2 separate regions of the Homo sapiens genome follow, and region 2 is linked to region 1. A link is a contact called in ENCODE Hi-C or POLR2A ChIA-PET data. All regions are on one chromosome and are shown on one strand. The core of a region is the stretch at or near the end of the contact, and the rest is flanking DNA. Distances in the headings are between cores, read along the strand shown. Region 1 has its middle 40 kb from the start of SEMA4F. Region 2 overlaps LOC102724497 (a long non-coding RNA gene).

Region 1 (2,910 bases), core at 282-2,781:
GGTGGGGCCCTGGCTTCCCTGAATTTGCTCAGCTGTGAGACTAGGGTGGCCCTGTATGCTCTCAGTCCCTTACAGCCTTGCTCTTCTATAAATAAGGTATTTTCCTGGATCGCACCCTGTGTTGTATTACCACTCCCTTCTGTGCCCTTTCGTTGTACAGACAGTATCAAGTTTAATGAGTATGTTTGACACCAACTTCGGGAGAATTCCCAGCATCTCACAATTCATATCTGGTTACTTCCTGCTCTTGGATTATATTTGTCAATCGTCCATGCCATGTACTTCTCTCTTAGGCTTTATTCAGAGGCTTTTAAATTTGCACTTTAACTTGGATTAGTCCTTTTAGAAAGCAATTTGGTCATATAAAAGGTAACTCATTTACTCTTTTGAAAGAGTTTAATACAGCGTCCTGTTTCTTGGGGAATTACCCTCTATATGACAAAGTCCAGTTGTTTTATTCATTGATTTGGATTTACTTCTGTTGAGGGTTGTAGGGATGAGGGAGTAGGGATAACAGAAATCCATGGGTAGAGGATATGGAAAACAAGGTGAGCCAACTGCTCTGCTACATTTGGAGAGAAAAAGGCAAGGCTGAGGACGACAAAAGTCCAGACAGGGGAGTGCTCTGTGCAGAAAAGAAGCACTGTTGTGCTCTGAGGTTGTGCAAAGGAGATCATTGTGTGAGAAGCATGGAGACAGAGCCTGAAGGTTCAAGGAGGATAGAGGAGCTCTACGAGTATAAGACACCAGCTCTGCAATTGAGTCTGCTCCCAGCTACACGGGAGGCAACTCGACTCACATCTGGCTGAGTGTCTGATGCTGTTGTGGACAGTGTTGCTATAACCTGCTGAGACACGCAGAGATCCCAGCACAACAATTTTCCTCTTTTTATTCCTTAAAAACCATTTTAGTTCAAAAACAAAATTTCAAATAATAAAAAAAATTCTCCTCCCAGCTATCACAGTCCTCAGTATCTACTAAAAGGAGTTGAAAACATATCCACAAAAACACCTGCACATGTATGTTTATAACAGCTTCATTCATAATTGCCAAAACCTGGAAGCAACCAAGATGTCCTTTAGGAGGCGAGTGGATAAATAAACTGCAGCACATCCAGACAATAGAATATTATTCAGCACTAAAAAGAAACAGGCTACATTAACCAGTCAATGTACATATTGCTTGGCAAGACTAAGCTTCAGCTTGTCCAGCATAAGTCTTGACTTACACTTCTGTATTCCCTACAGCAACTAGCCTCATGCTTTCCACCTGAAAGATGTTCCACAAGTGTTTGTTAATTTTACCTGATTGGCATCAAAATGAAGATAGCAACACAGAGCTGTTATTTAAAAGAATAAGCCAGAAGCTGAATGGTATTGTTTTTAACTATTAGGACATGTCACCACGCATCAGTCTTTCCCAACTCATTGTTAGCTGGGAATGACTGGGAATAGGAACGCTGGGGGAAAAATCCTGGATGGGTGTGGCTAATAAAGAGGATATGGCTGTGGAGCAGATAGACTTGGCTTCAAACTCTGCATTTACTACTTCCTAGCTGGGGACCTTGAGCAAACTGAGCTCTGGGTTCCTCATTTTGTAAAAAGAGTTCAAAAGGGCTCTTGGTGTGGTTGAAATGAGAGTTCGAAATAATATACTCAGAGCACCTGCCAAGGTGTCTGGCCCCAAGCTGCTCAATGTCTAACAATGATTTCATCACCTTCCTTGCTTCCATCATGTGCTGGAAAATCTAAGTGCATTAAAAAAAATGAGAGACTGAAGGATGTGAATCGCTATGAGAAAGCATGAATATCAAGAAGAAAGCATAAAAGGTATGAAAGAAGCACGCACACACACATGCACACACACGTGCAGCAATTCCAGGCTCAACTGTCTTGTCTGCAGATGTTTTATCAAACATAGGAATATATTATAGCCAAGTTGTCTAAACTCTGTTTACCTGAGTCTATCAGAGTTTATCTGTTAGTAATCTATCTCTAAAAGGCTGAAAGCTTCCTGGTTCATTCTAACACAGCAGTCCCGTTTCTGAGAATTTACTTTAAAGTATATCCACACACCTACAAAATAATGGATTTATGGGGTTGCTTACTGCAGCAGAAGACTGGAAACACCTCAAATATCTATCACTACTGGGAACTGGTTGAATAAACAAACTATGACACAACCACACAAAGGAACACTGTAGCAATAAAAAAAAAATGAGGAAACACCCTATGAACTGATAGAGGACAATTTCCTTGATTTACAGTTAAAAAGAGCAGGTATAGCACAGGTTATAAAGCATGCTACCTTTTCTGAAATATTTTCAAGGCAACAACTTCACCTTCCCGATCTGCAAAACCACTAACACAGGGATGATCTTAGGAACCAACGTGGCTTCAGCACTAGGACATTCACAGGCTAAAGGAGAAAAACTATACCATCATCTTACTGGCTGCTTATGAAGATATTTGACATAATTCAACATCCATCCTATCCTCTTAAAAGAAAAATATAAAACCCTGTTAGTGTTAGAGGTAATGCAAAGACTCCCTCTGTATTACAAACCTATTAGAAACCAAGAGGAAGTGTGAAAAACAATGGTGAAATACTAAAGGCACTGCTATAAAATCAGGTTCAAGTCAAGAATGAGTTCTGTCTGGGCCAGTTCTGGAAGTTCCAGCCAACATGCTGAAATAAGAAAGAGAAGAAAGAAACAAATGTATTATTTTCAAATGATGTGATGTTAATCAATGGAAGGTTAGTTAAAATAAGAAATATCAAGCAACAGAATCCTATGCAGGATGATGATATAGAATAACATTTTATTGTGGAAAAGTACCCAAGATATAGTATCAAATGGAAGAAGCAGTTTACAAAATAGTATCATACTATGTTTATTGAAAATATCTA
Region 2 (3,156 bases), core at 629-3,128, 46 kb before region 1:
GCACCAAGAAGAGGAAAGTGGACAGGGGGGCACTTTAAGAAGAGGGATCAGCTTGTAGCAAAGCTCAAAAACAGGAAATGACCTGGAAAAGCCCACTGGGATTAGACTGTGAAAGGCTATATAGGGAGTTGGACAATCATGCATCATTGGAATCTTTTTGGTAGGAGAGTCACAGGATCAGATTGGTTGGGTGGACTAATGATTTTATAGTGTCTTTTGGAATAATGTTTTATCTTCTTCATTTATTATGGCTACAACTTACTCTTTTTTTTTTTTTTTTGAGATGGAGTCTCACTGTGTCATCCAGGCTGGAGTGCAGTAGTGTGACCTCAGGTCACTGCAACCTCTGCTTCCCAGGTTCAAGCGATTCTCCTGCCTCAGCCTCCTGAGAAGCTAGGACTACAGGCATGCGCCACCACACCCAGATAATTTTTGTATTTTTAGTAGAGACGGGGTTTTGCCATGTTGGCCAAACCTGACCTCAAGTGATCCTCCCGCCTAAGCCTCCCAAAGTGCTGGGATTAAAGCTGTGAGCCACCGCGCCCGGCCAATTTGATCTTAATTCTCCACCAGTTGCATCTTACTCCCTATTTTATTACCCTAGTGTAGTGTATATTTGTGCCACCTATTTAAATCCTCTTGGGAAGGAGACAAGAAATAAACACCTACTTACTTATAAATACATGAGGACGTACACCATATAGGTGGCATGCAGATCAGGGAAGAGAAGATGTCAAGAGAGACCAGGAAGAGGGCATTGGAGAAACAGACAGAGTAGTAAAGAGATGGGTCACAGAAGCCAAGAGGAGAGAGCATTAGAAAGAGGGAGCAGCTGGCTGGCAGCATGTCACATGTTGCCAAGAGGTTAAATTGGATGAAGACTAAAAAAAGGCCTTGGGATTGAGCGATGAGAAGGTCACCAGGGACCACAAGGACACTTCATTGCCCTATTGCATCAGACACAAATGAGAGATGAAGAAGTGGAAGCAGCAAGGACAGACATACAAGTTCAAGAAATTTGTAAGCAGGAAGAAAAAAGAACCGTGGATTAAGTGAGGGGAGGAGGCTTTTATTTTCTTGTTTTGTCTTGTGGTTTTTAGGGAGTGGATGCAAACACAGATGGGAAGGTAAGCTTCAACAGGACACTGCCAGGAAGAAGCATGAAGAAAGAGATAAACCCAGAGGCGGAATGAACCCTTTGGCAGTGGAGATATCTGACCATGGAGATGGTGAGAAAGCTCAAATCTCAGTTCTGGCTTTCCTTTGCATTTATAGCTGAAGGACTGACATGTGCATGGTGATTGGAGGAACCCAAGAAGTGAGTTTCTATCCTTTCCCCTACAGAAATACTGTGGGAGGCATTGCTCCAGAGGTAGACTCCTGGCACTCCTATTCCTGCCCCGCACCCTCACACACACTCAGTGCACGTCCCCAGGGACAGTCCCTTCTCTGGGCCTTATTTTTCCTGCCTGAGGCTCCTGGTGGGAGTGATGCTACCTTGGGGGAGTCTCAGGAGAGGAAGTGGAGCACACAGGCAGGAGGGAAAAAAGGAGGGAGGCAGGAAGAGCATAAACCAGGGCTCGGCTATGCCAGCTCAAGGCTCAGGAATTCCATATTCTAATTCCAGCTTCTCTTAAAGGGCTGGGTTCTCTCTGATTGATGGATAATTCCTGTTCTGCCTATTCTGCAATCATGCTTCCATTTCCATTCCAAAGATGAACCCAAAGAAACTTGTATCCAAAAAAAGGCTTAAAAAGTAGTGGTGACTCGGAAGGGCGAGGCCCGTGGCTGCTGGCAGCATATATGTCATGCCACCTATTCCTGCGTGCTTACATAATCGCAGTGCAACCGTGACTCACAGCCCGACAGCCAAGCTGAAACGTGATTAAGTCCTACAACCCTTCTGCCTGGAGCAGGGCAGGGCATGCTGTTTAACCCCTCTGCTGCCACAGCCTGGTGAGAAGGTAGTGCCCTTCGGTAGAAGAGCTCCTCCAGATGGATGAGTCCAACGCATTGGGAAAGGACCCCTGACCTGCATAAATACTTCTCTGAGACAGCAGCAAAAGGTCTTTCATTCCACAGATACAAATATTCCTGGGAGAGGTGACACATGGAATCCCTGCGTTTTAAAGCTGAGAAAACTTTAGACTTACCCAAGTTGAGTCATCCCCTTTAACAGACGAGGCTACCGAGGCCCAGTATCTAGTGAGAGATTAGTGACCACTCAAGGTCACAATGTGAGATAGCAGCAGAGTGGGGACTTGAACCTGGGTCTCCTGGCAGCAAGTCCAAAATGTGGTAGCCCTGACAACCCATTGAGAAGATTGCCCCTCTATATTCCAGGCTGCCAGCCAAGTGGTTCCGCACTTCACAGTAGCCTGCGTGCACCTGCTGTCTTCATACAGCCCTAGCAAGAATGACCCCAAAAGGGTTGTTCCTTAATCTCCAAGCTCCACTTAAAAGTCTCACAACTGGAGTTCTGGGGAGAACAGTATTTGGATTCAGGTCGAATCTCCAGCTCTGGAGTCTGTCCACATGGATGTGGTTGTGTCTGACACTTCCTAGCTCAGTGACTTTGAGCATCTATTTGAGTCTCAGTCACCTCATCTGTGAAATGGGGATAAAAACAGTAGTGCTGTTGTGAAATCATTGAAATAATTTGTCAGAGGTGCCTGTCACAGTGCCTGGCATGCAGTAAGTGCTCACAAGTGGTAGCTGCTACTCCAGTGTTAGAAGCACGGCTGCCTTCACGAACGACAGGGAGTTCCCGCTGGAAGCACTCAGAGAATGCTGCCTTCAGGCTGACCCCCAACACTCACAGGCTTCATGATAATCTCAGTGCAGAGCTTCTCTATAAAGACCTCAAAGCTCCACCAGCCAGCTAGACACTGTGTGACCTGAATCCTGTCCAGGCCCCTGCCTTGCTGTTGCTGACATCCAGATGAAAAGATCTGGATTGCCACATCCTACCTGGTGTTATCTCTGGCAGTGGCAGCAAAGGATTGTCTGATGGGGAATGGCTCCACAAAAGGTTAAAATGCCATCCCCTTCCCCAAATGTCTGTCCTGGTTTCACTTAATAACCAAATGATTCTGTCATCCAAGGGTTCATCTAGATAAATGATTGCAAACAAATCTTTTATTTTTATAATTGTCC

Evidence for each region. Hi-C counts contacts between places; a loop is a spot of excess contacts on that map. ChIA-PET counts read pairs that join two places held with the same protein, here RNA polymerase II (POLR2A). Pooled maps may share reads with other maps.
Region 2: a map of endothelial cell of hepatic sinusoid shows a loop between it and region 1 (5-fold over the local background). The contact joins two enhancer-like sites. A Hi-C loop is called at or near these places in 2 of 168 maps with a recorded cell type or tissue (endothelial cell of hepatic sinusoid and mammary epithelial cell), 1 of 37 single-sample maps with no recorded cell type and 1 of 50 pooled maps. POLR2A ChIA-PET finds 5 or more read pairs at or near these places in 2 of 52 experiments (MCF 10A and activated T-cell).

The regions. Positions count from the first base shown.
Region 1 is chr2:74,693,102-74,696,011 of GRCh38, reverse strand. It overlaps a transcript of SEMA4F not described here. Among named protein-coding and RNA genes, the nearest start is that of SEMA4F, 40 kb to the right of the region's middle. Within about 2 kb of position 1,531, at least 2 of the 41 ENCODE cell types and tissues checked have a DNase peak (open chromatin) inside an H3K27ac peak, as active enhancers do.
Region 2 is chr2:74,739,598-74,742,753 of GRCh38, reverse strand. The region is part of intron 2 of LOC102724497 (a long non-coding RNA gene); the gene reads right to left. Among named protein-coding and RNA genes, the nearest start is that of SEMA4F, 87 kb to the right of the region's middle. RefSeq lists an enhancer at 1,362-2,561. Within about 2 kb of position 1,878, at least 10 of the 41 ENCODE cell types and tissues checked have a DNase peak (open chromatin) inside an H3K27ac peak, as active enhancers do.